Regions from separate parts of the Mus musculus genome. Here regions 2, 3, 4, 5, 6 and 7 are each linked to region 1. A link is a loop called in an ENCODE intact Hi-C map of the cell type or tissue named here. Cell type or tissue: heart. All regions are shown on one strand.

The links. A loop is a pair of places that touch in the nucleus more often than their neighbours do. Peaks named below come from ENCODE experiments on the same cell type or tissue, not always from the same donor. Only the 100,000 strongest peaks of a DNase experiment are listed, where the experiment ranks them.
Region 2: it touches region 1 in a loop (6-fold over the local background); 26 of 42 quality-filtered maps call a loop at or near these places.
Region 3: a loop joins it to region 1, with 13 times the contacts of the local background. A loop is called at or near these places in 4 of 42 quality-filtered maps.
Region 4: it touches region 1 in a loop (5-fold over the local background); 3 of 42 quality-filtered maps call a loop at or near these places.
Region 5: a loop joins it to region 1, with 2.0 times the contacts of the local background. A loop is called at or near these places in 5 of 42 quality-filtered maps.
Region 6: it touches region 1 in a loop (5-fold over the local background); 10 of 42 quality-filtered maps call a loop at or near these places.
Region 7: it touches region 1 in a loop (6-fold over the local background); 35 of 42 quality-filtered maps call a loop at or near these places.

The regions. Positions count from the first base shown.
Region 1 is chr9:52,096,978-52,100,977 of GRCm38, reverse strand. No RefSeq gene overlaps it. Among named protein-coding and RNA genes, the nearest start is that of Mir6244, 17 kb to the left of the region's middle. In heart, no CTCF peak of the experiment used is centred here; a DNase peak (open chromatin) is centred at 2,147.
Region 2 is chr9:51,976,075-51,980,074 of GRCm38, reverse strand. No RefSeq gene overlaps it. Among named protein-coding and RNA genes, the nearest start is that of Fdx1, 14 kb to the right of the region's middle. In heart, no CTCF peak of the experiment used is centred here; a DNase peak (open chromatin) is centred at 2,474.
Region 3 is chr9:51,159,517-51,163,516 of GRCm38, reverse strand. Gm32742 reads left to right here. Exons shown (of 31, transcript XM_017313740.1): 2 at 3,210-3,252; 3 at 3,475-3,692. The coding sequence starts at 3,534. Among named protein-coding and RNA genes, the nearest start is that of Gm32742, 7.3 kb to the left of the region's middle. In heart, a CTCF peak has its summit at 1,616 (motif pointing left); a DNase peak (open chromatin) is centred at 1,596; H3K27me3 peaks cover 2,117 bases.
Region 4 is chr9:51,762,185-51,766,184 of GRCm38, reverse strand. Arhgap20 (Rho GTPase activating protein 20) reads right to left here and starts at 834. Exons shown (of 15, transcript NM_175535.4): 1 at 574-834. The coding sequence starts at 678. It overlaps Gm40520 (a long non-coding RNA gene), which reads left to right and starts at 757. Exons shown (of 3, transcript XR_870739.3): 1 at 757-1,584. In heart, a CTCF peak has its summit at 1,691 (motif pointing right); DNase peaks (open chromatin) are centred at 84, 274, 804 and 834; H3K4me3 peaks cover 1,903 bases; H3K27ac peaks cover 1,410 bases; H3K27me3 peaks cover 2,451 bases.
Region 5 is chr9:52,046,214-52,050,213 of GRCm38, reverse strand. Rdx (radixin) reads right to left here and starts at 2,273. Exons shown (of 14, transcript NM_009041.3): 1 at 1,782-2,273. It also overlaps the pseudogene Gm6981. In heart, a CTCF peak has its summit at 2,336; DNase peaks (open chromatin) are centred at 1,443, 2,023 and 2,143; H3K4me3 peaks cover 3,407 bases; H3K27ac peaks cover 3,208 bases.
Region 6 is chr9:51,333,706-51,337,705 of GRCm38, reverse strand. The region is part of intron 1 of Gm39338 (a long non-coding RNA gene); the gene reads right to left. Among named protein-coding and RNA genes, the nearest start is that of 1810046K07Rik, 6.8 kb to the right of the region's middle. In heart, a CTCF peak has its summit at 2,230; a DNase peak (open chromatin) is centred at 2,225; H3K4me3 peaks cover 213 bases.
Region 7 is chr9:51,989,202-51,993,201 of GRCm38, reverse strand. No RefSeq gene overlaps it. Among named protein-coding and RNA genes, the nearest start is that of Fdx1, 28 kb to the right of the region's middle. In heart, CTCF peaks have their summits at 1,540 and 2,185 (motif pointing left); no DNase peak of the experiment used is centred here.

The DNA of each region.
Region 1 (4,000 bases):
TAACTTTATTAATAAAGCTTATGAACCAGTTCTTTGACCTTCTCACTCAGCACGCATGTACAACACAGCTGGATGACTTTCTTACCCTGGGAAATCGGAAGTGTCCCGTGCGAGGGAGCACTCTTAATACCCCTTTCTCACGAATCCAGAGAGTCTTCCAAAATACAACAAGAGACCATCCTAGCTAAAATAGCACTTACAATAATCACTTGACCATAGTCACGGATAAAAATCTCACTTTCATAAACTCGAGCTGACAGCGGAGTGATTTATCGGAGGATGGTGTCCTTGACTGGTGAAGAGCCTGGCGGACGCGGACTATCAAGAAGGTCAAGATGACGCAGGACGGGACGCTATAGCACGGGCTGGCTCAGCTCCTTCAGCTTGACCGCAACTAAAGGCTCTGGTCAGCAGGTGAGCAGACATCGGTTCTAGGGGTCCCCCCCCTCCAGGATCTGTGCATGTCTCCTGGGAGCATGGGATCATGCCAGCAGCAGCTGCCAGCTTTGCTTACCTCATGAGGAGGGAGGTGCCATCCCGTTACATCTGCTTTATGCTGCTTTGGCAAGAACGCATCTGGAACAGTGCATACAGTTTGGGTCCCCACCTTTTGAAAGAGACATCAAGAGGTTAGGAAATTGGAGTGCAGAGGGGCACATGGGTAAGCGAGGTGGGGCGAGGGCAGCATGCTCAGAGGTTTCAAAGCTAGGGGGTTTGGGGGTGGGGCTTGGCGGGACTCAGCTGCTAACCTGATACCCTTTCTATCTCTTCTTAAAGTTCACCTTTGAAACTCTCCTAGTCGACCGTGGAAGTAAGAACAGCTGAGGCAGGTGCTAGAGGGTTCTCTAAGAACCGCAGCAACCATGCACAGGCTGATTGGTTTTACAACCATCATGGCTCTAAAGCCATACACATCAGAACTTTCAACAGTGGGCATCCTTGCCTTACTGTGTAGTTAAGGGTGACCTTGAACTTCTGTTCTTCAAGATCCACCTCATAGGTGCTGGATCTATGGATGTGTGCCACCACCTGGTTCCATGTGATGCTGGTGATGGAACCCAGGGCTTCCTGCAAGCTAGCCAAACACTCTTAACAAGTGAGCTACATCTCCAGCCCAGATTTTCTATATTATTTTACAATATGTCCCATGATCTAGGAACTGTTCATGGCCTTGAGGGAACAACCAGTCTAATGGATCTAAAAGATTTTTGTGGTGCCTACTTAGAAACACGAGTTGCTGTCTCTGAATGAGCAAGACTTCTCAGTGTACTATCACTGTTTCATAGTAGGCTGGCGTGTGAAGAGAAGCAACAAGATGTCCTCACAGCTGCACTGGCACTGGCTACGGAGCCCAGTGCTGGCCGAAGCGAATTCCTTATTCTCAGATACAGACCAAAAACAAGGCGAGGGTTAACCCAACCAAGAAACTACTGTGCTGGCCACACCTACTCCCCAGCCAGCTCCCCTGCTAGTGCTCTGTGGCATTTTCTGCACTGATGAGCTAAGCAATTAGAAAGAGAAGTCTCTGTCTCCTAAGTGGGTTGTGTACAAAAAGGCACCTGTTGGGGCTATCACCCTATAAACTACAGTGGATGGAGGTTCTGCAGCCAAGTCATTGAACCCATAATGAAAACGGAGCCCTTACAGTAAAATACAGAAGAAACTCCAAATTTGTCAAATCTGGTAATAAAAGGATAGAAATAATGAGAGTTACTAACAGCTTAATAATTGTCTTTATTACTTGAGCTTGTTAAACTGAGCAGGATTAATTAGAAAATGATTAGCAATAGAAACGTGAGGACATCTTAAAGGGACTTCAAGCACTTGGAGGATGTCAGCTGTTAGCTGAGCAGAGCTGGCACTCTCAGTGGTACCAAATGCCCCTTCAAATATGTGGTTGGTTGTACTTTTTCCTTTGGTTGGCAGTCCTACAGTCTCCATCATTAACCAGTGTTGAAGGAGGCTTAGATGGGTGAAGGAGCAAAAGGAGAAGGAAAGCAAAGGGATTAAGGAGTGATTTAATGTGCATGTTAACGTTTAGATAAAGGAGGGCGGGGAGTGAAGAGAAAGGGGTGAGACTTGGAGAAGACAGAGCTAATAAAGGAAGCCTGGAGCAAGAGGGCAGAAATCCCCAAGCTGACCAGCAGGTGGCGCTATTATATCGCACTCCCATTGAAGACCCGCTCCTCTGAAGGGGAGAAGAGGGAGGGACATACTGACCAGACTGGCAGGAGAGTCACAGTGCAGGTGGCTCGGGACTTGTGGAGCACTGGCCAGAGCTAGGACATATATTATAGCGAGTTATTTCAAACACATAAATTTGCATTCACATTAGATATATGTTCATCTAGTTTAGAAGATTAACCAAAAATTCTTGGGACAGTGATCTCAATAGACACACGAATTACAATGAGATGGGTTTGAAATCCTCTTTTGTAGACAAACCTCTTAGCAAAAACATGAATATGCCTATAAAAGGAATTTTCATTAATCTGGTAAAGGGTCAAGTCCCCAACCCTAGAACACAGCGTGTTATAATGCTAGAAACCTTGATCTCAAGGGAAATAGAAACCAACAGCAGTCAGCACTGAATTGGAAAAGCCATCCAATCAGCCATAGAATGGAAATGATGAGTGTTGGGAAGAAAGACTGAAAACTGTCATTATTGCAGAAAATTTAGGATGCCCCAAAGAATTTGCAAATTATTTTTAAAAACAACAGGAATGCAGGGACTGCTCTCAAGGCCAGCGGACACAAACTAGTTTCATTCCTCCACCGTAGCCAGAATACTTTCAGTTACAACCCTTAAAAGACTGTGAGATAAGACTATTAATAATAAACCTAACAAAAAAGACATATGTCACTGTAACAACTTAAGCAACTTTACCTAACCACATGAGGAAAGACGCCAATACATTGAGATGATGTCATTGTTTCTGGGAGCCTTTAAAACTGGACCAATGTAATTTCTTCCCAGACTAATCTATTCAAACATTTCTCCTCAAAACCTTTTTAACCATTCAAACAAAAATAATTCCAAGATCTACACAAGGAGCTGGATCCACTGGGGATTTCTCATCGGGATGAAGAGAAGAAACTTGAGAAGTAAGCTACGTATGTCAGGGATGCAGACCTGTTAAAGCAGGATGGTACTGACCAATGACGCCATATTGATTACTAGAGCATCATAGTGAGATCTGAAGAGGAAACAGCAATGACAACCAGAAGCCTCCTGTGGCAAGCAAAGGACCTGGCACCCCTGCCTGGGTCCATCTCCATCCACACTGCCAGCGACACACCACACACAGCAGCTGCCAGCCATGGCCTCCTCCCCCAAGCCCACCTGCAGCTTCCAGGGATTTTCTCCTGGAGCCCAGCATGCAGGGCTCCTGCATGAGAAGAGGCCCCTCCCTCCCTCCTTAAAGGCTGCCCAGGTCACTCCAGGACACCCTGCACCAGCCAGAGGGGAGGGGAGCTTTCAACCCTACTCTGACTTAGTCCTCTCCAGGACATTGGAAATCACCTCCCCTGAAAGAAACAGCAGAGGAAAACTGCCAGCAGACTGGCCCAGGTGTGCAGTGTAGAAGCAAAGATAAGAAAATACAGGACGATGTGCCTCCCAACCAAGTCTCTGATCCCATAATAATGACACCTAACAAAAATGACCCGGAAGAACTACCATACAAAGAATTCAAAAGAATGACTATTGCTGTGTTCAAGTTACTCAAGACATGAACATACATCAAGAGGGAAGGAGGGAGGAAGGAAGGGGGAGGTGGGGAGGGAAGGAGAAAGAGGGGAGGGGACCTGGAAGTTAATCCAGGATATGAAAATAGGAAACAAGAAGAGAATTACTGAAGAGAGACCAACTTAAATGGTGCTGGAAATAAAAACTTTAATAAGCCAAACAGAAAGCTCAGGGGTAAGTCTCACCAGCGGACTGGAGTCTGCTACAATCGGATCAGGGCAGGGAGATTCGGGAGAAGAATAGGATTACTCA
Region 2 (4,000 bases), 120 kb after region 1:
CCTGAGCTAGGAAGCGGTAGTGGGTGGGTTGAAGAACAGGGGGTGGGGGATAGGATAGGGGATTTTTCGAGGGGAAACTAGGAAAAGGGATAACATTTGAAATGTAAATAAAGAAAATATCTAATGAAAATTAAAAAACAAACAACGAAACAGGGCTTCTGAGAGGGGGGATGGGCAACAAAGTCCTGAGGGTTCTGCCTTCCTGAATGGGATTAGTGCCTCTCTAAAGGAAACTGAAGCAAGCCTGCTTTCCCACTTTTGTCATGCAGTCACACGAGAACTCAGCAAGAGGCACTATCTAAGACTTGGGGTAGAGTTCAGTTGTGGAGCACTTCCATAGCATTCACAACGCCCTGATTATGATTCCTACCACTGAGAAAAGAGAGAGGAAAACATCAATGTCTGGATAATATATGAAATGTTGTGGGAAATATTTAAAACAAAACAAAACAAAACAAAATCGACTTGCTCCAGCACTTATACCGCTGCTCCAGCAGTCTGGCCAACCAAGCATGGGTGGGCAGTGGCCGACCTGTTTTCTCTCATGGAGACTCTGACTCAGAACTCCAAAATCTCTCCACCCAGTTTGCTAGGTTCCCACTGGCAGTTTGCTACCATGCCAACCTTGTGCTTCAAACCCCCCACGGCCTTTGTGGTGTACCTCCAGCAAACCCACACTTTGCTGCCATAACTTTCTCTCCTGAACCTGGATGAACCTCCGCGTGAAGGAAAACACAACACAAACTTAGTTCAGAAAGGAATCCTACTCTTGTAAACCTTATTAAATTTAAATCCTCTGGTGGAGAATCCTGACAGATCTGCCATTGAAACTAGGAGACACTAGTAGCTACATCCTGTCCTCATGCTATCCCTGTCCTCACACTATCCCCGTCCAAAAGTACCTAGCTCTCTCCTGCTACCTCTCTTCCTCTGTCCAACCTGGAAGTCCCGCCTACTCACCCAGTGATTGGTTCCTTTATTCATTAGGGGATTGGTTCACAAGAAGTCATCTGAGTACGTGTGACTCACTCCTTGTCTGAAGCCCCTCCCAGGAGAGCAGAATTAGCATCAAAATACAAACAGCACCAGGCCCATCCACAACAATGAAACATCCAGACTACTAGTGCATTCACCATGGCATCTCTAAGCCCTGGGACTGTAAGCGACAAATCTCTATTACTTGTAAATTGCCCGGCCCAAGATATTGTGTTATAGTAGACTGGATAGACTAAGACATCAATCCTCAACTTATGGAGGTCCTTAGGCTGCTGAGCCAATATTATCAAGTTCCCAAGGTCTTTATCGTCTTCATTCAGCTTACTCTGGGCTGATGAAAAGAGGAGATGGGGGCTATGTTGGAACCTCAGTGTCTCCTCACCCAGCTGCATATGCACTAAAAGCATCATAATCATCCATCCTTCCCCCTCTCCTCCCCCTCTCCCTCTCCCTCTCCCTCCCCCTCCCCCTCCCCCTCCCCCTCTCCCTCTCCCTCTCCCTCTCCCTCTCCCTCTCCCTCTCCCTCTCCCTCTCCCTCTCCCTGGCCCTCTCCCTCTCCCTCTCCCTCTCCCTCTCCCCTCTCCTCTCCTCTCCTCTCCCTCTCCCTCTCCCTCTCCCTCTCCCCTCTCCTCTCCTCTCCTCTCCTTTTTACTATTTTCTGAGACCGGGACTTCCCATGTAGCCCAGGCAGCCTTTGAACCCAAGATTGTCCTGCCTCTTGGGTCCTTCCTTTTGTTGGCAAGTCTCTGTGTGATATTTTCTGATGATGAGATATGTGACACGTTTTAAAGCGGTCAAAAGGCATATCTGTGAAATATAATTCAACACATTTTGTTAACTTTTTAACTATCACAATGATCAAATTATGCAGAACTATACTCCTAGGTGTCATTGGCCAGCTGCAGCTAGTTGGGGGGATTACAAACATCCTCCTTAATACCTTTTTTCTCCTCTCCTCCATGTACTTGTTCTAAAGCTACAGCCTAAAACTTTATGTTTTAAAAATTCACACCTATTTTACTTGTTTGTGTGAGAGTATGGATGTGCATGCATGGAAGTCAGAGATCAACCCCAGGGAGTCTGTCTGTGTGTCCTGAGAACCGAACTCAGGACATCTAAGCTTAGTGGCAAGAGCTACTGAGCTATCCTGTCAGCAATAGGTTTAATTTTAATATAACTATTAATCTTTTACTTCTAATCAAGAGAGTGTCCCAAATGCACCTTTGACCCCCTCATTTCTAAGGTTCAAAGTTTTGTGAAAACAAAAGCACGCCCTTCAGCTCCAGACTAAACTGGTTTGTTATTCTTTGTACCTGGAGTTGCTGTGCCTGCTGTTTACTCTGTTAGTTCATTTCAGACTCTTTCCCCTCCCCTGACTCCAACCAACTGAGGAGGCCACTGGACCTGGCACATGCCCTTCAGGGCTGGTCTTGGAATCTCCAGTTTTGCAAGCTACCAGAGACTGTTTTCTGTTTCCTCGGGCTCCACCTAGCGGGCGGAAGTGGCCAGCACTGTCCTTACTTGGATCTGCTTGGGAGATTCCCTCCCAAGCTACAGAGGCTGGCAAAGAGGGTTAGGAGAGCAACAGATGTGATGTGATGTTAGGACCAGCTGTCTCACAGATGACACTTTCTTATGGTATGTCACATGGTAGAAGACCTTGTAGAGGTTTCAATCTGTGGCTCTCTACCCCTAGGGGGTGAATGACCCTTTCATAAGGATTGCTTAAGACCATTGGAAAGTGCACATATTTATATTATGATTCATAAATATAAAGAAGCAATGAAAACAATTTTACGGTAAGGAAGGTTGACTAGAGGATCTCTGTAGGGTCTTTTTCACTGGACACTAATCCAATTCACGGACATCTGCCCACTTGACCCAGTAGTAATCATCTTCCAAAGAGGACGACCCTCCTATCTGTGGGATCAGGTAGGATTTCAACATATTAATGGAGATGGAGGTGATACGATACAAATGTAGTATGTAGCACTTAGATGTAGTGTTTCTTCTTCCAAACTGTCTGCTCATTCATAGATAGAATTGCCAGACCTTATTATTGTGCCTCATGGATACATGACTTCATTACCTGGGCTAGGAGGAGCTCTCAGAAGATGCACCTTACACCCGTGTCACTGATACTCAACTGCTTGTTCTTCTTAGCATTATCATCAATATTACTTAGGGAAACAACTGTCACGGCACATGTAGCAGCCAGAGGACAACTTTGTAGAGTTGGGTCTTTCCTTCCACTTTCGTGTGGTTTCTAGAGATCAGCCCAGCTTTTAGGCTTTATTCGGAAAATGCTACAGTCTCTTAGGCCCTGATTGCTGTTTTTAATATGCAAACTTTGTCTCTCTGAAAAATCCTCTAGGTAGATACATCATTTATACAATTACACTCTTTTTCTCTACCTTATGTAAGGAAATCTGGTCTGGGATATATATGAATCTCAGACACTTGAATGAGTTTTTGTCTGTTTCAGTTGACTTAGACTCTCAAGTCCCAGGCAATACTTACTGAAAGGTACAATGACACAATGCTGACTTAGACATTGGGAGTACAGTATTAGAATCGCTAAATTCTGAGGGTAGGAAGCATTGCCATGGAAACAAAAGAAGCATGCGTGCGAAGGGCTGATGAGTGCTGTAATGATAAAGCAAGGAAGGGAGGCAGGGAGTGAGAGAGAGTAGATGCTGTTTATGATAAGCAAAGACTAACTGGTGAGGGGCCATTTGCAAAAATCCCTAAAGATAGCAAAGGAAAGCCTGCAGTACTGATCAATTGACTACATGTGGTGTAAAGGATAGAACTCCTAGGCAGAAGAAATGATTCAGTGGTTAAGAGCACTGATTGCTCTTCCAGAGGTCCTGAGTTCAATTCCCAGCAACCACATGGTGGCTCACAATCATCTATAATAGGATCCAATGCCCTCTTCTGGTGTGTATGGAGACAGCAACAGTATACTCACATATATACAATAAATAAAATCTCAATAGAACTC
Region 3 (4,000 bases), 940 kb after region 1:
CTTGGCTGTGAACTCCAAGACTATATATACTCTATTGCCTGTATCTCATAAGCATTTGGACAAAGTCAGGTTATTGAGTTGAAGGTGTGGTTTAATCTTTGAAACCTCCATAATTAATGGTCTGGGGACAGAAGAGTTAATGGAAAGGGAAAGGAAAGATGAGTTAAAACTAAGGGACCAAAACAGACCCATCACCCAGACCCCAGGATGCTAACCAATGTCCTTAAAGGGAGTCAAAGCTCCCTGGGGAAATGGCTGATTGAATGAACAGCTACGGCAGGAAAGAGACAAGAAGAGCTTGAGATCTTGTGATGCCAAAAGAGGTAAGAAAGTGCATATGAGCACGAGAGAGAGAGAGAGAGAGAGAGAGAGAGAGAGAGACTGTGGAGTGGGTCAAATGAACTCTCTAGCCAACAAGTGCAGTATGGCAAGGGAGGAATTACAGTGGAGAAAACCTAACAGTCAGATGACCAAGGGCAACGTAAGTGCTGTCATGCCATGTTCAGAGCATTTGTCTTTGTTCCATTATAAAGAAAACATCACTTTATTGGTGTGGTGTTCTAAAAGATAAAAAACACTCCAGACCAATGACGATAGAGATTTCTAGTGAATCCCACCCAGCTAAGGCCTGTTTTACAGAGCACTTGTGTATGTAGATTGCCAAAAGTAAAGAGACTCTCGAGAAACTTTCCCAGTTAAAGGGAGGCAGGGACATGACTAAGTACAATGTTTGACCCTGGAATAGACAAGGCAGTGTGAACATAGTATGGCCATTAGCTAAAGTACTCACCCGGTATCTATAATTACTAGGAGTGGGACACACGGGAACTCTAAGAGGTTCTGCAAATCTGAAATTGTTCTTTAGAAACTAAGCTTATTAAAATACATACTTACTGTCATATTCCAGGAAAAACTTAACTTTGTAGTTAGACCCACAGAAAATCAAAGCTGAGTGAGACAACCCAGGACACCAACAGAAACCTGGGAACTGGTAGTGTTAGGAAATGGCAGAAATGACAGTTGGAAGCCAGGCACTTAAAGGTGGTGCAGGACTTGAATCCCGGCACTCAAGAGGCAGAGTCAGGCGGATCTCTGAGTTCCAGGCCTGCCTGGTCTGCAGAGTGAGTTCCAGGAAGCCAGGGTCACACAGAGAAACCCTGTCTCAAAAATCAAACAAACAGATGGACAGACAGAAGTGATAGTTGGAACCAGGGGAGATACAGTAGGCCTGGCAGTGACCAGCTATCAGACAACTTGAACAAAAAGACAAGGCCCAGCACTAAGCCCCCTTAGGAGCTTCATGCCAGAGAAGGACTATGTGACATAGGTGAGCCTGCAAAATGGTGCTGGGCTAATGTGGAGTAAAACCCAAGGCCGGTTAGTGTGACTATATTTAAATGCGTTCAAAAGAGTGTCTGCTTAAACTTTAAAAAGACATACACACACACACACACACACACACACACACACACACACACACACACACACACACACCTGCTAACAGCATTTTCTCTCCTCCCTCATTCTAGCAGATACCTACACCCCACTGCTTGGTCCATGCCAGCTCACCAATTCCTGCAAGCTCACAGTGCCACCTACTGGCAAGACAAAAAGCAGGCAGGGCGAACGGCTCAGCAACAAAATAGCTGAAAAGAGTCAGGTGCCTATCAAGGGTCTCTCACAGGCTGAGGGACTCTGCAAAGCAGTGGCCCTACAGGAAGCTATCAGCCTGGAGGACAGTGAGCACTTAAATCTAAATTTCCCCCTCAAAAGAGTCTCTACAAGGAGCCTTTACTTCTACACCTCGTAATTCTCTTTCCAGCCCTGACTGCAAAATAGCATCCAGCGATCGATCCTTCTGAGCTTCTAGGACATCCTTTTAAGTATCACCACACCCAGAAAGGAGCCTAGAAAATAGATAATAGGTCGAAATAATGATAGATCAAAAGACCAAAACTGGTTAAGTGAATGGAATTCCCTTGAACTGGGGTCACTTGTCTGGGTGTCAAGTGGGTGATCTCTTCTTAAAAGCAATCAATTGTAAGTTACTTGAAGGGAACATTGATGAATAACACAGGGCAAATCAAAATCCATTTCTGCTTCCTCCTCCTCCTCTTCCTTCTCCTCCTCCTCTTCCTCTTCTTCATCTTCCTCCCCCTCCCTCTCTTTTAAATTAGGCCTCACTGCAATGTGATATATTGAATTTTTCTGAAGGCTTCTAAGCAACCATCCATCACACAGAGCACTGAACCTGATCTGGGTTTACGCTCTTCACGATACTTCTGGTCTTGTGGGCATCAGTGATTTTTCACAGCAGCCATAAAGAAAGCTGGGCAGTATTACCCACTATCACTTTTTATAAGCAATAAAGCAATGGATTATTCCATTTTGAGAGCCTGCTTTTCTCAGCCGCATCCACTGCTCATCTTCTCTGGGGAATCACCTGGTTGCACCAGGGACTCTGGCTGCTTTGCAGTTTCCAGTGACTTCTTGTATGCATGGTCTAGGAGCACTTGAACGGCGTCACCCATCTGTTAAAACTGAATTTCAGTCCAGAATGGGGCTCCGACTTTTTCACTATAAATGAGGGGGAAGAGCTAGATGGCTCCCTAAGGGTTTGTGAGTGTGTGTTGTATTGTGTGTCCTGTAGCAGAGACAAAAACTGTAATCTCTCTACCTTATCTCTCATGGGGTTTGCACCCAGAATGCTTAAAGGAGTCTGACTATTTGGCCTTGTGAAAGGAAAATGCTGGAACAACCCTTGGCTTCACTCTGCCCAATGCTAAGCTTGCTGGCTCATGCTGCTCGGGAGGAAAGGTAGAGGAGAAGAGAAAAGGAGCCATGGAGTTGCATGGTCTGGGCCAAGGCTGCCCAGAGGACCCATATCTCAGATTTCATCCTCATGACTTATTCAGTGACTGACAGCTATCGCTGCCACCAGGCAGAAGCTGTCCTTCCAGAGCCCAGATCACTCTGCCTCTGTTGAACACCATTATCTTGTCTCCTCATGCCTGTCACCCTGTCCATCACTTTGCCTCCCCTATCTCTCCACCTCTGCCTGATACCTTCCTTGGTGCCTCACCTCACCCACCTCCACATCTGCTTTGCTCTCTGCTGCTGTTACCCCTGCCCAGAAGATGAAGGGTCTCTTCTTTGGTAACCTCCCAGAGGTACCGGTCCTCATAGCTGCCTTCTGCTTCATCCTCCAGAGACCCACATGCCTGGTCATAGAGCATCCTCTGGCCTGCCAAGGTGAGATTGCCTGTGCAAAAGGAGAGCCGGACCCACCAGGATGCCCAGAGGGTAGAGGCTTAAATTAAATTTGTACAAAGAAGTTTGGGAGTAAAATTGAGGAGAGGGGAGAGCTGTGAGGAGAGCTAATGACTAATGTCGGGGAAGAGGAGCCCTGGGAAATCACAGGGACCAGCTCTTGGGTGTTAACCCTTTCTGTCACCCCCCCACCCCACCCCATAGGTAGGCCCTGCTCTGTGCCGACACCTGCCCCTTGTCCCCCTGGAACTTTCCTCTCTGGAATGGGTCCCCATACCACCCCTTCCTGCCACCTCTGCCCTTCGGAGTTCTTCAACCCCTGGCACGGCCAGAATGCATGTTTCCCGTGCGGCTCTGAGGCCACCCAGCCAGAGGAGGGCAAGGACACCTGTGTCTGTCAGAGACCTGGACGTAGATTCCAGGTATGCCCTCCTGCAGTGGGACCCAAGGGCGGGCTGCATTTCCAGGGCTGTTTCGGTTCCCAGTCAAGTTTAGCTCAGGTGTAACCTGACCAATGTAGGCTTGGGAGTAAGGTTGTAAGGTACAGTTAAATGTGAATTTCAGGTAAATACTGGATAGTGTTTTAGTGTCTTATGGGACTAATCAAAAGTATTCATACACCTGAAATTCAGATTTAACTGGTTTCTCTGTGGGGATAGTTAGTTGGATAGTTAGTTACTTTGCTAAATATAGTTAACTTTCTGGAAGGAAATGTCATTATATAGAGTGA
Region 4 (4,000 bases), 330 kb after region 1:
GCAGACTCCTGACCTCTATCGAAATCCTCCCGCTGCACCGTGGACCAGTCAATCACCAGCAAAAGCTACAAGTAGTTACCCGGATCAGTCCTTCGGGTGTCAGGGAACAAGGGCGCCGCCCCCACAGGCAAATGCAAACGTCCCTTCTCAGGGGGTGGTTCTGAGCCAAGCCCCCCATGCCCCGCTGGGACCTCCGGAAACTGCCCGCCCACCGCCAGCCAGCCTAGATCTAGGCCGAGTCAAACCTCCGGATCCCACAGTGTAGCCCACGGCACCCATCTCCGACATCCCCTGGAGGCCTTGGGTGGGCGCATCATCCCTCCCCTCCGGGGCCGCCTACCTTCCTCAGGCTGTCGGGTTAAGACTACCTCGGGAGGCTCGCAGGGAGGCACTCCCCGGGTCAGAGATGGAGAGGCAACGGGCTTCTCCGAGACCGTTTCCACCAGAGAAGACAGCGGGGATCCCGGGAGGTGACCCTCCCACCCCACGCGGGGACCGTTAACCCCTCTCAGCACCAGGCACCCGTGGAAGGCGCGAGCCCATGGAGGGGCCCTCCCGCTCGGGCGTCCTCACCTTCTTGGTGCCAGGGCCTCCCGCGATGCGAGACATGCCTGTCAGCGAGGAGGAGCGCCCCGGCTGCGCCCCTAGAGCATCCTGCTGCGGAGACATCGCTTCCATGAAGAAGATCTGCAAGCTAAGCCCAAGCCGAGGACCGGGTGGCTGCGCGGCGCGGTCCGCTCAGGCCGGACGCCGAGCTGCGGGTGCGGGCGGCGCGCCTCCCGTCGGGGCCATGGACCGCCGCCCGCGCCGCGCTCGTCGCGCTCGCCGCACTCTGCTCAGGCTGCAGCAAGCGCTCCGGGCGGCCGCCCGTCCACGTAGCCCCGCCCCGGCCCGCCCCGCCTCTCCGCGTCCGCCCCGCCTCCTCCGCCCTCCCCGCGCCGCCCGTGCACACTGCCGGGAGCGAGCTCTCAGCGCTTGGCGCTACCGAAGCCACTAACCTTGCGAGGTGCCTCCGCGGGTACGAAGCTTTCGCTGCCGCGCGCCACGCGCCGTGCACCACGCACCACTGCCTCCGGTGCAGCTCCGCGCGCCTGTCCGCTCGCTCCCGCCAGCGTCCCTTCCCGCGCAGCTGCAGCGCGGGAGCCTCAGCGAGCGCGGCTCGCTCGAAGGTGGTGCAGGGGCCGCCAGCCTAGCCTCGCTTTCGCGGACTGCGGAAGGGACCCCACCCCCACCCCCAACCCGGTCCCCGCTCCGCTGAAGAAGGAGTTAGACAAATTTGGAAGCCCTGGTGGCATCGCCGGACTTCGGGGGCAATATCGAACGCTTGCTAGCTAAGCCTGTCAGGGTAACCCAGAGCTGTTGCTTTGCAGTCACAGGGAGCAAGCATGGACAAGCAACCTTGCATGTCTGCACCACCAGCTTCGCAGGCAGCAAGCTGCAGGGACCCTGCATTCTGAAGGAGAAAGCGCAATTAAGAGGAAAATGCAGGCAGAAAGGAGGTTGAAACTTGGCATAGTATCTATGAGAAGGCAACAATATGTGGAAGCGTTGATCTGATATCGCGAGCTCAGAACCTAACTTCCTGTAAGTCCAAATAGTGACCCCTCCCTCTTTTTTGGACTAAATAATAATCAAAGGGCAGTTGGAACAGACCAGGGTTAAGTAGTGTTCGCACTTTGCAGGGCTGGCTGCTGGTGTAAATGATACAGTAGGTGGCATTCTTCCCTTGGAATCAGAACTAGTGTGAAAAAAAAATCACTAAGGATATCACTCCGTGATTGCGAGATGGTTACGGATTCTGCTTATTTTTGTGACAAGGAAAAAAGAAAAGAAAAGAAAAGAAAGGGGGAGAAAAGGAAAGGAAAGAAAAGAAAAAAAGAAAAAGAGGTTTCTTGCAGTTTGGGCGGCTATTGGGGCAGGTTATAAGGAACAGAACTCAGGTGGGCAGTGTTCCAAGCTAGGGGATGCTGTCCAACACACACCCACAAAGACACACCTACACAATCATCCAAACCTAAGATTGTTTGTTGTGGAAATATAAGGCTAATTTTAGTCACATCACACTACATTGTTAAAAGGAAGCTTAATAAATCTCATATATATGTATATACATCTGTGAATCAGGGGTGCTACAGCTGTGGTCCTCGTGCAGAGAAGGGCTTTCACCCACTAATTTATAGGTTGTGCTTAAAGAGGGCTTTGCAGTTCTGTTCATTCACTTGGAACCACCCCCAGGTGCCTTAATCTCTTAATTCTTTGGTGAATGGACACCCTGGCTTTTCTTAATCTGCCTCATTTTTGTTTGTTTGTTTGTTTGTTTGTTTGTTTCAATTCTTTTATCTCCAAATAGTTCACTTAGCCCAAAGAGTCACAGCCATCCAGACATTCTTGTTCTTTGTTGCCACCTGATAGATACTAAGGCAGTGTCTAACATAATAAATGTTTGTTAGTTAAATGAACTGAGAAGACACACAAATGATATAAGAAAGATGCAGAAGAGTCAAGACAGAGCTGGCTGTCATTCAAAGAGCCCCATGGACTATGAAGTATCTCTGTGATGAAATAGCCAGTTTCCCAAATCAAGGTACCCCCTTTTCCCCCAGCAAATGTGGAAAACTTTCACTGTTCATTTTGTCTTTTTATTCCCAAGATGAAATAGCTTGGAACAGCACAGAAAATTGCTCTCTCCACGTTAAGTTTCGAGGCAAGGCTACTCAGGAAATTTGGGTTTGAACAGCCGACAGTAGAGACACATGTCTGTCTGATCACAACACTGCCCTGCTAAACCATTATTTGGTTCCTTGCTGTGGAATAAACCAAAAATGTCATAGTACAGAATGAAAGACAGACCCCCCCCCACACCCCACCCTCACTTCACTTTCTTGCTGACTCTTATGTGTCTTTGCTTCTCACCCTGTTCTCTGTCACCTTGAAATCGTCATACTTTCAGAAGCCCACTAGGACTTTGGACTTGTCCTTCGTGTCTGGGAATTTTCCAGGCTACGTCTCTACCCTCTTTTACTTTACTCCGAAATGTCTAGTATCTGGGGCATAAAAGGTACCTGGTGAATCGTCCTGGAAATCTTCAGGACTGTCAGAAACCGAGAGAAGTCTTCCTAGGTTTATCTCTTCCCCAGCTCCAGGCACCCAGGCTTGAGAGTAGCTCCAGCAATTGCAACAGGAAGCCTTTGCTGAGTGTTTGCTCTATGGGAGACTATGAGTATTTTACAGATATAATTAACTCCCATCTGTATCAGATAGGGTGGGTTCGTTTATTCCCCCACTCCACATAGAAGACAACAGCAGGCCACGAGGACTTTGAACAGTGATGGTAACTTAGAAACTGACCATGCAGCTTCAGAACCTGCGTTCTTCTCAACTACCTGGTCTGCTTTCCGTGCTGCGGAAAGCTTTGCTTCTCTGAGTAACTCACACCACACTATACCAGTGCCGTTTGCTCTACTTGCTTTAAGAGGAAAAGTTGCATTTTTCTCTTCTCTATACCATGCACCCAAGCATGCTGCAGTAATTTTTACAACCTTTTATATTTGAATGGATAAACACACTATTATATACAACCATAGGTCACTTCCATCATTCTGTCTAGTGTGAGGGAGATGTTATACAGAGGAAGACAGAACCCTGGACTAGTCCTTGTGTTGTTTAGACGATGAAAACCATTTTCTATTCACCAGGATCCTTATGCTGTAGGCAAGTGATACCAGGACATGAAACTGATGATAAAGCAATTGAAGCGTGGGAAGCACAATGCTAGACACAAGCAGGATGCACCTAAAATACTGTGAGGCAAGCCTTGAAGCAAAGCACTAGCATCTGGGAAGCTCCAGGAGCAGGCCTGCAATGGACACTAAGAATAAAACCAGCATCTTGCCAATCATCAGAATGAATAGTAGTGAAAACACAAATACTAAAAAACTTCATGCGATGTTTCTTCATATGTAGGACGATTATACCAGGTGCTTGACGAGCTGAAAGGGAT
Region 5 (4,000 bases), 51 kb after region 1:
CATAATTTTATATTAAGAGATTGAAAAAGTGAAAATAAGTCTTCCAACCAGTCACCAGAGATTAAAAACCAGTTAATAAAAATACATTCTGCTCTTGGGAATGGTGAAGCAAGGAACAAAACTCAGTTGGTGCACCTATCTCCCATCCCCCCTACCCCCAACTACTAACAGCTACTAAGAGAAGGAGACAGCAAACCTGTTGTCCCCACCCATTACACAGAAATGCTGCAATGAAGCTGTGTAATTACCCAGGTAATCATAATCCCCACAAAATTAAGATTCATGTGTTTTTTCCACACAGCAAAATCTATTAAATCTACTCTACAAACATCTCTTGAGCCCCTCCTCCATTCTCTCCCGTGTGAAGCTACAGATGAGCAAATGAGTTTGTAGGGCCCACAGAGGGCAACTCCTCCTCACGCAGACAAGCTAAAGACTTCCTAATGACTACCCGAGTAATGTTCCAAAATACAGTTTTCAAAGGGATCTATGCAATGAAAGCCACTGTGGTTCTTTTCACAGCATACTGACAATCTGAAAAGGAGTCTGCATTTTGTCATATTTGAAGAAATTATTATTATGAAAGATAAAGTACACACTGGTGCAAGTGACAGAATTCTAAAGATTAAAAAAAAGCCCGCAATCCTAAACATTAGGCTCTCTTTTCAGATCTGATGGGGCAGTTTTGGCAAGCAGATTAAGCCATTATTTATGCAGCAAAATGAACAAGGCAATTGTTTATTCTGTGCTTCGTCACAGTCTTATAAGTATTCTATTAAAAAAAAAAAGATGCTCGGTCAACAATAGATTGCAGTGTCCAAGTATTCTTTTATCACATAAACCCTTGTTATCTTCGGCTTTTACATTTACATCATGCAAATCTTGGTGCCTCCGCACAGCCAACCGGGCATCTCCCTCACACCTCTTTTTACAAAATCTCAACTGTACTTTAAAAAAAAAAATTATAAACTTGACCTCTTAAAACACATTTCCAATGAATAACCACTCTTCTGGGGAGGGAGGAAAAAAAAACAAAACCACCCAGAATCCTGGCAACGTTTACAGAAACATCTGTGTAGGAACGGACTATTCAACTGAAATAACGCACTACTCCCTTTCAAACTTGGCTGGGCGATGGGAGTTTGGGAGCCCCGAAAGGCAGAAAAGCTGAGTTTCCTGGTGGGGTCTGCTCACTGTGCGCCAGGCGACTCCGCGGTGCGGGCAAGCCGGGGGGCCCGGAGGGCGCGGGCCGTGACTGCAGCCCCAGGTAAGGGCGGCCGGGAGCCCGGGCCTGGCCTCGCGGGCTTGCGCGGCGGGACCCGGCAACGCGACGGCCTTTCCGCGGCTCGCGCGTCCGCACGCTCTCTAGTAATCCAACACCCCGACTTTCAAACGGGAGGCCGGGGGAGAAGTTCTAGCCTCGCGGTCCCCGTCCCCGGGTTGCGAGAGAGCGTGCGACCTACGCTCCATGCGGCCCCCGAGGGCGCGCCGACCCGAGCCCCGGGCCCAGTCCACGGCGGCGGGAACCCGCACCGCCCGACGCACGGGGCGGCCAGGCCGACGGCGGACGGCGCGGCGGGAGACTCCGGGTAAGTGGCGTGGCTCAGCCGTTAACGACCACGGCGCCTCTAGGGCGGCCAGGCGCGAGTCCGTCTGTGAGGCGCGCCAGGCCCCGGGCCGCGGCGCCACAGCCCGGCAACTTCTGGCCGCCACCTCAGCGCCTCGGCGGGGAGAGCGGCCCCCGGGGCCTGGGACGGGGGAGCGCGCCGAGCAGGGCTTACCCCGAAAATGAGTGGCTCCTTCCCTGCCCGCCGCCGGCTGGCTGAGGCGCGGCTCGGCGGGGGCGTCGTGGCTGGCGGCGAACGAGCGGAGAGTCGGCGGTGCGAGCCCTGAGCCGCCTGAGAGAAGACGCGCCGCAGCCGCCGCAGACAGCTCGGCAATATGGCCGCCCGGCGCCTCCTCGGGGGGGAAGGCGGGGCCGCCCTGCGCCCCCTCCTCCCGCGGGCCGCCAGTGGCGGGGCGAGGCCGGGGCTCGAGCGCCAACCCCGCGAGCGTGTCTCCCGGCCGCCCCGGGCGGAATCGAGTGGGCCTCAGCCGGGGGTTGGGGGGAGAATACGCGCTGCGGGGCCTTCGCGAAGCTTTCCCCGCGGGACGAGGACGCCGCGGGCCAGCCCGAGTCCGAAGCCCGCAGTGAACGAAGCGGAGCCGCGCGGCCCGAAGCTCGCCGCGCGCCCGCCGCCTGCCCCCGCCCCGCGAGTGGAAACTTGAAACTCCCGCTGGTGCCAGGGAACTCACGGAGGGCGTTTCCAGCGCCCCCGAGGTGGAGCTGTTCCCGGGAGGAGGGGGGATCCCCTCGGCAGCCGCTCCAGGGTGCAGTTCGGTGCTAGGCTGCAGGATCCCGGGCTAGGAGAGGGAAGTGGGCCCAGTGTTTACAACAAAAAGAACATTAATGTGTGCAGGTTTTTAACCAGCTAGAAAGGCTGGTTGGTTTTAAATTTTGCAGTGTTTTTAACTTCCCTCAAAACGCCAGTGGGTATGACCCTATAATGCGATCAGGTTTTTTGTTCTTGTTGTTAGCAGGGATACTCCTTCCTTGGCGGTTAGAAGGAGTAGGCTGAGAAAGGAAAAAAAAAGTTGGAAGTAGGGCCCAAAGAGCAGCCAAACCTAAATTATTCTAGACTTGGAAAAAGTTACCAGTCTGACCATAGTCTCACTGTATCCACTCGCTAGAGAGAGAGACCGAGGCTGCGTTCTGGTGGGGTTACCTCGGTGCTGCCTGCCCTCAGTACTTTCTGCTGGGATTTAGAGTAACACTTGGTGCCACTTGTACACACAGCAATGGTTCAATCCTTACCTGCCTACCGCGTTCCGTTTACTCAATACCTCTTTCGTAAACGAACTGTCAATACAAATATAACGCGAATGTACGTAATTCTTACAGGACAAATACGCCATCTTTAGGGAAGCCTTAGACTTGCCTTTCCTGAGACAGTAGCTCTTCCAGGGACTCTGCAGATCCTTTCTCTGAGCTTCCTCCTCAGTGAGCTACCACCTTCACCCTCAAGAGACCTCACTAAACAATTAAAAAGCCCCCAGAGACTCCAGGTTAATCTCAGAAGTCTTTAGATTGCAAATTCCTCAAGGATGGGAACCAGCTGTGTGCTTTGTAGCCAAAACAGGTTTAGGTGGTTCTCTGAGACCACCAACTGAATACTTGTGGACCCTCTCCCCACGGGTGCAACAAAGATAGGGACAGTAAAAATGTCATGGGAGTCCCAAGTAGTACACTAATCAAACTAAAGTCGGAAGTCGGTGGTACACTTTGCAACTGAAAACGAAGCATTCATTCGTGGTCTTATGTTCAGAACAGTGAAGTGCTTTCACATGACTGCCTTGTTTAATGATTACAACAACCCTGGGCTCAAGGTAAAAGCTATTATTGGCATTAAAAGAAGCTAATGAATAAAGGGGAGCTTCAAAAAAGTTAGTTGTCAGTATAACCTGGCTAGGAAATGGCAGAGCCATGGCCAACCCCAAAGGCATGTTTGACTCAAAAGTCTGAATCTAAGAGCTCTGATCTTATCCTATGTCCTGCAGTAGCAGATGCAACCCAAGTTGTAGCATTTCAGTTGCCATCATATTCGTAAATATTTAAGTAAAAGATAGTATTCAAGCTGCTAAGATAAAAAGGGTACTCTCAAACATTGTGGATGGGAAAATGGAAACAGAGACAAATATTTAAAAAGCAGTTTGGTGGGAGAGTCAGTCGTTCAGAGGGTCCACAGCTCAGAACACATCTGAAGAAAATACTCTGGAATAGACTAAAAACTCCATCACAGTAATACCTATTAGATACAAAATCAAAGAGGAAACACACATACCGTTGCTTTATTTTGATCTTCACATCAGATATTAGCACTTTTAAATGAAGTATTGAATATTCAATCAAAATATCCCAAAGCCTTCAATGCTGTGGTGTTGGTATGTGTGCCTCCTGGTG
Region 6 (4,000 bases), 760 kb after region 1:
CCCCAAAGGAGGAGCTAGAGAAATTACCCAAGGAGCTAATAGGAACTGCAACCCTATAGGTGGAACAACAATATGAACTAACCAGTACCCCGGAGCTCTTGTCTCTAGCTGCATATGTATCAAAAGATGGCCTAGTTGGCCATCACTGCAAAGAGAGGCCCATTGGACTTGCAAACTTTATATGCCCCAGTACAGGGAAACGCCAGGGCCAAAAAGGGGGAGTGGGTGGGTAGGGGAGTGGGGGGGTGGGTATGGGGGACCTTTGGGATAGCATTGAAAATGTAAACGAGGAAAATACCTAATAATAAAAAAAAAGAACACATATGGTATGTACTCACTGAAGTGGATATTAGCCCAAAAGTTTGGAATACCCAAGATTCAATTCACAGGCCATATGGAGCCTAAGAAGAAGGAGGACCAAAATGTGGATGCTTCAGTACTTTTTAGAAGGGTGAACAAAATACAGGAGGAAATATGAAGACAAAGTGTGGAGCATAGACTGAAGGAAAGGCCACATTGGATGCTGGGAAGTTCTTGCTGATGGAAGCCTGATACAGCTGTCTCCTGAGAGGCTCTGCCAGAGCCTGACAAATACAGAGGCAGATGCTCCAATCCAACCACTGGACTGAGGGTGGGGTCCCTGATGGAGGACTTGGAGAAGGGACCTAAGGAGCTAAGGCAGGTTGCAGCCCCATGGAGGGAGCAACAGTGTCAATAGGCCAGACCCCCAGAGCTCCCAGGGACTAAACCACCAACCAAAGAATACACATGAAGAGACTATGGCACTGGCCATATACGTGGCAGAGGATGGACATAGTGGGAGGAGAGATCCTTGGGCCTGAGGGTGTTGGATGTCCCAGTGTAGGCAAATGCCAAGGTGGTAGGATGGAAGTGGGTGGGTGCAGGAGCACCCTCATAGAGGCCAGGGAGGGGGGAGGGGGTTTCTGAAGGGAAGACCTGGAAAGGGGAAAACATTTGAAATGTAAATAAAGAAAATATCTAATCAAAAAACAAAAAACAAACAACAACAACAACAAAAAAAAACAAAAGCAAAGAAACCCTCCTCTCACCCATGGGGGAGGGGCGCATTCAGAATTCCTGTGACAAGAGGGAGGACACTGTTCCCCTTCATTCTCCAGCCACTACTTTGCTCCAACAATCAGTCAGCAGGCCACTAAATGAAGGACAACCTGCGGTCCTTAAAGTACAAATCTGTAAGTGGAAGAGAGTTGTTCTAAGGAAAGTAGAGGTTAGCCCCAGTGTGGTTCCCAAGGTTTTCCTGGGGTGATATGAATGCCATTTAGGATGGGATACAGAATAGATGACTCCTGTATTCAGCACTCTGCCTCTCTGCTCACTTGTATATCTCCCCACACTAACTCCAGGAGCAGATGAATTTGTCATATACAGAAGAAAGCAGCCCTCCTTATAGATGGCTGTCAACGCAGATGTATTTCTCAGCAGTATCTCACCCCGTACAAAACCTACAAGCGCAGCACCTGGCCAGAGGAAACACGACACGAATATTTTCAAACGAAGTAATTTCAAGAGTTGTATTTCTAGCAAAGCAAGATTCGTGCGTGTGTGCTTGTGTGCAAAAGGAAAAACCTGCCAGTTAGATGTGCAATGGTTACAAGAGAAAGAAGCGCAAGGGTCGGGGGGAACCTGGAGCAGCCAGCCTTAGGTGTTATCTTGAGGAGCTTCTGCCTCCCAAAGGTCAGCTAGACCTTCAAACCCAAAGAACAGGCTGCCATCCCCATACTAGATTGTCCCTCAAATGCAGGGCTGTCCCTGACCACAAGGTGCATCATATCAGAGCTCTTTCTTGGAGAAAAAGCTAGATACTATCTTGTGAGTGTCCCCATGATAAGCCAGAGCCTCTTGGGGGCTGGAGTTTGCTTGGTTCCATCTAGTCTGTAACTTGGAGCACGCTAATAAATGATAGCCATGTTTTCGCAGTTCAACAGCCCCATCTGGTCACCAATCTTCTCCCTTCTTCCCTCCTACAGGAGAGAAAGAGGGCGGGGTACTTTGCAGTGAATGGTGGGAAATGGCCTCCTTTCCCGCAGCCACTCACGAAGGACCATTCAGGTTGGTTTGTCCAGAATTTAAAGGAAGAAAAAAGTCCACACCCTCCGTGACTGTGTCTCTGTAGTTACCAGAAAGGTCTGATTAGCCCAGCTGCCATACAAGTCCTCCAGTGAGCTCCATATAGAGTTGAGGCGTCACCTCGTGGCTAAAGCTGGAAGTACATCCAGGAGTAACTCAGACCTACCCCAAGCTCATGGCTTGCTTTCTGCATTCCCTGTAGCTAATAGCTACAAATCATTAGATGCTGCATTTTTTTAAATGCCAACCTGTTCAAGGACTGTAATTTTGCCCAATGTGTCTGTCCCAAAGCAAGGAATAGATAGAATGTACGTGATCAAAACCCCACACCTTAGTAACTTATTCTTGACGTGGTGCTCTGCCAAATACCTCTTCAAGCTTAGAATCATCCTGAATATCTGTAGACCCTAGTTAGCACCTACAGGCAAGTAAGTCCATGCAGAGACTGATAACGCAGTGGGTAGGGGACAAACCAGAAAAAAAAATGCATTCTTGGCAGAGCACAGATTTCTGTGGGGCTTGTTCAGAATATGTTAGGGAAGGGTCCTCTTCCTATGGCTTCAAGTGCTGGCAAATATTAACTCTTGCCCCTTGACACAATTTAAGGAACACCCTGAGGGGGCCTGGCCTAGCAGGACTGAGACAACAACCTCTGGGGCCGGAGCTCTAAGCACCCTCTCTGGGAAGGTTGGAAGAGCAGGTCAATGGATATTATCAGGGCCTCTCCAGAATGGTGATCTGGATCCGGCCTGTGAATAGTGAGCTTTATTAAAGAGCAGCTGGGAGAGATGGCCTGAGGGAACTCAGTACAGGTACTCAACACAGTTTCTAAAGCTCTAAGCAATGTTCCTGCCTTCGTGTCAGCTGCACATGAGGCGGTTAAATGGCAAAGCCAGTCTTGGGTGGCTTAGCGTAGATTTGTACTAGTTTCCAAGCCCAGAAAACCAAACAGCTGATTGGGTTGCTCCATAGATCTCCATGAATGAGCTTTCGGGTGTTTCCATCCTTCCCTGGGCCCAGCTTTCAGACAAAGGCAGAGAAAGGCACACTTAACTCTTCCCCTTCAGTCCAATCTGGGGAGGAGACGTGACAGTTTTCTCTCTCTCCTTCCTCTTCATATCCATCCTGATTGCAGACCCGCTGGTCCTCTTCATTGTTTCTTTTTCTCGCCTTTGCATTTATCTTTCAAGGTCGCTCTTGCCTTGACTAGAACAAGGCCTCCTAACAAGTTTTCTTTTCTTTTTTCTTTTTCTTTCTTTCTTTCTTTTTTTTTTTTTTTGTTTTTTTTTTTTTTTTTTTTGTTTTGTTTTGTTTTTCGAGACAGGGTTTCTCTGTGTAGCCCTGGCTGTCCTGGAACTCACTCTGTAGACCAGGCTGGCCTCGAACTCAAAAATCCGCCTGCCTCTGCCTCCCAAGTGCTGGGATTAAAGGCGTACACCACCACTACCTGGCTTAACAACTTTTCTAAGCTGAACTGAAAGCCTAGTTTCACCAGGAGCCATATAGTCTTACTGGTCAGTCATGATAGGACTCTCTTAGTTATAGGTCAGATCTCTGCCACAGTTAACAGTCTCTGTCTCTGTCTCTGTCTCTGTCTCTCTCTCTCTCTTCCTCTCTCTCTCTCTCTCTCATTGCTGTTCAGAAGGGTAGTAAGCTGTTTTTATTTTTCTGAGCAGAGTCCTTTAGAGAACTTTTTCCTTCATTTTCATTAAAAGAAATTTTCTCACATTAAACATTTGAATGCCTCCTGCATTCCACAGGCAACGTGTACACTCATCCTTAGAACTGGAGATCTAGTGAGAAGTCCAAGGGAGTAGATGGATACAGTTCCACCAAGAAAATTAGGAACAGTAGAAAGATCTGTAAAGATTAAATGTGAGGGATCAGTCTC
Region 7 (4,000 bases), 110 kb after region 1:
ACCACCAGTGCTCAGCTCTACAGTTATTTCTACCTTGCAAAACTGAAACTCTATACCTTTAAAACTGAATTTCCCCATTTTCTCCTTCCTCTCAGCTCCAGGCAACTTATATTCTATTGTCTATTTGTGGAAGTCTGTCTGCTTTTTAGACTTGATTTGTGCAGAATTTTATGGTATTTTTTTCCTTAGTGACTGGCTTAATGTCTAAAGACTCTTATAGCAACTGTGAGAATCTCTTCCCTTTTGAAGACTAAATACTTTTCCACTTTGTACACCTACCACACTTTGTTCATCTATTTCTCTATCTGTTCACACTTGGTTGCTTCCATCTTTAGGCTATTATGGATAATTCTATTAATATTAGTGTGTAAATATCCATTATCCATTCAGATATACTTTCCTGTCTTGGTGTATATACCCTGAGGTAGAACTGCATTATACAGCATGGGATTTTTTAAATTCTTACTCTTTTTTTCTTAGTGTTCTATGATACCACTGTTTGGGAGATTTACACACCAGGTATCATTTGATTTGTCCTTAGTTTCACAGGTAAACATGCTGATACATCTCTTCAAAAAGCAGAAACAGATCTCCTTCCTTCCTTCCTTCCTTCCTTTCTTTCTTTCTTTCCTTTTTTCTTTTTTTTGGGTTTTTCGTTTTTGGCCTTTTGAGACAGGGTTTCTCTGTGTAGCCCTGGCTGTCCTGGAACTCACTCTGTAGACCAGGCTGGCCTTGAACTCAGAAATCTGCCTGCCTCTGCCTCCCAAGTGCTGGGATTAAAGGCGTTCGCCACCACGCCCAGCCAGATCTCTTTTCTTAAGCCTAGCACACAGCCAAGCTGACCTGTGCACTGTAATGACACAGCAGGATCTGCTCAATTTCTCCCAAGACCCTCCCAGTGACAAGAGGACTCTTCTGCGGCCTTGGTTTTAGAGATACCCTTTCTGTTAGCTACCAGGAGTAGTTCTGTAAGAACTTACCCTCATTGACTCTGTCAGTGAGAGAATGAGAGGCTCTGACTTCTCCGTACCATGCACTTCCATTAAGCAGGTGTGCAAGTAACGTGGGCAAGGCAACTGGAGTACAATTGCACACAAGTCTTGGTCCCCTGGGCCTAAGCAGGCTAAAGTGGCACAGATTAGGACTACAATAAACAAGTCTGCAGGAAATACCTTTCACACTGTAGGAAATTTGGAAGAACCCAGAGCAAAACAAGCGACCCCTTCTTTGGTCTACCATGCAAACAAGCATTGTCAGTTTGGTAAATACCCTCCCATTGGCTTTATAACCACCGGGATTGCTAGCCTCTTGGTCTGTCTTGACTTTCTTTTTATGACAGTAGGACTTGGGATAGTACAACAGAAATATATTTCTGGACCATGTGTTTCATTAATGAATACTTAGCATTCCAAGGATTTTTTTTTCTTTCCCTTGTGAGAGGGAAAAACAAAACAAGATATGAAAACACTCTGTTGATCTGGTCCTAAGGGCAAGCCAGCTGGATTGCACACACAGAAAATACAGTTGCTGCCACCTAAAGGAAACATGCTGAAAGTAAGAGAGTTGGTTTTTAAAAATAATTTTAAAATGTATTCTTTGATCATCTCATGTATTATGACCACACACACCCTTCCCTCTTCCCCTAACTCCTGTCAGATTTTCTTTTTTTTTTTTTAAATAACCTGCTGAGTCCAATTAATGTTCCCAGTCTAGGCATGAGTGTAGGACCAACCACAGGATCATGGGCAACTGCCAGAGGCCACACCCCTAAAGGAATCTGACCCTCTGTCACTTCAAGGCAGCCATCAGCTATCAGGGGCTCCTCAGCCAGGGTTGGGGGGTCTGTGTGCCTGCCGCCCCCCCCCGCCCCCCCATCTGCTGAACTGTTGGCTGATGATGAGCAGGCAGCCACAGCCACCCTGAGTTCATAGTGCCAAGGTCATGTTTAGAAGACACTTGTTTTGGTTTGGTTTTTTTTTCTTTTACCAAGGTTCTTTTTTAAAAAGTTCCTTTAAAATTTTTATTTTAATAGTATACTCACTAACATAGACTTTTAACTGACAAAATAGCATGCAGTGAAATATGAGACCATGCCTGTCCTGCCTTCCCCTCCACAGCCTCCTTCTCAAGGCCAATCAATCTCTATGAGCAGTTTCTTGGGTGTTTGACTATGCGGCCCCCTGCTGGTGGTACTGTTTTATGACTTTGTGGTCCCTTTGACCATGGGGTCAGGCAAGTTGACAGAGGTCATTGGTAGCAGGCCCTTGAAGCCGATACCAGCTTTGAGTTTCAGCTGTAGCTCTCTTGACTTTCTGTCTACTGTAGTGGCCAGTATGACCAGCTACCAGCTTCTACTGTAGTGGCCACTGTGACCAGCTACCAGCTTCCACAGCCATAGCCTGACGTGCTCCTGCTGCCAAGCTTTCTCCACCATAGTGACCTATAGTCCCGGGAAACCAGGAGCAAAAATGCGACTTTCTTCCCTTGAGTTACTGCTGTCAGAAGTCTGCCACAGCCAGAGGAAAGCCCCTGGTGCACTGAGTCTCTTGTGTTTGTCTGTGCTTTGTTTTCATTATCTGGGCATATACCATGCCAGCATATTGGGATGATTGATTTGAAGAGTGTTTATTTACATCATATCCTGTTTAACTAAGATGTGACGAACCAGTCTTTTTGGTTATTGCTGTCTGTCTGTTTCGAGGTATAGTCTCACTGTGTAGCCCAGGTTGACTTCAAGCTTGTGATTCTCCCATCTCAGTCTCTTTGAGTGCTGGAAATATAAATGAATAGCACTATGCCTCACTCAAATATTTATGTTATCTCCATTTTCCAACTTCTTCTCCAGTGATAAATATAATGAAGTCCTTTGTACATGATCTTTGCATATGTGTATAGGCTATGATTCTAGAATGAAAATTATTGAGATTTTTTAAATTTCTTTTCCCACTCCAGCTCTCCCTCACTTCTCTTCCCCCTATTTTCCAGAACAGTTATGAAATATTCATTCAGTTTAAAAGCTGGAGAGATGGCTCAGTCGATAAGAACACTTGCTGCTCTTCCAGAGGACCAGTGTTTAGTTCCCAGCACCTACATTGGGTATCTCACAGCTGTCTATAATTCTAGTCTCAGGTATCTCACCCCTCTGGCCTCTAGGGACTCCTGCAGTCCAGGAGTCACCCTCACGGGGACAGCCACATGTATACACACACACACACACATACATATAATTAAAAAGAATACAAATAAATCTTAAGAAAATCTAATGACATCTATCTGCTGTTATTCACCACTGATGCATGCAATCATATCTTCTTTATACAGAGTCTGCTTAGCCTGACATTGGTAATTGTTAATCTTCTAATCTAGGATAAAGAGATATGGAGACGATGGTCAGTAGGTACATAGCCACAGTTAGACAGGAGGAATCAAGTTTTACTTTTAAAATGTTGAAATATTACAAAGCCTGGTGAATAATGAGAAAACATCAAATGCTCTTACCGCAAGAAATAAGGCATTTGAGATGCTAATTATAGGGGGTTTAATGGTTGGTTCCTCATTGTGTTTTTAAGTCATAATGTTACTTAAATTTGTTGATTTGGTTTTTATTACCTATGTGTCTTGCATGTATGCCATGTGAGTTCAGGAGCCCACTGAGGCTGGAAGAGGGCATTGGATTCTCTAGAACTGGACAAACCAGGTCTTAAGCCTTATGATTTGTGTGCTGGTAACTAAATATGGATCCTCTGAAGAGCAGCAAGTGCTTTTAGGAGCCAAGCCATGTCTCCAGCACCACATAACATCATTGTGTACCCAATAAATACATGCAACTATAACATCAATTTACAATGATAAAAATAGAAAAATTAAAACGAGGGATGTCTATTCCCTCCCCACTTAATAGTTTATTAGGGTTTTTGTTTTGTTTTGTTTTTGTGTTTGTTTTTTGAGACAGGGTTTCTCTGTATAGCCCTGGCTGTCCTGGAATTCACTTTGTAGACCA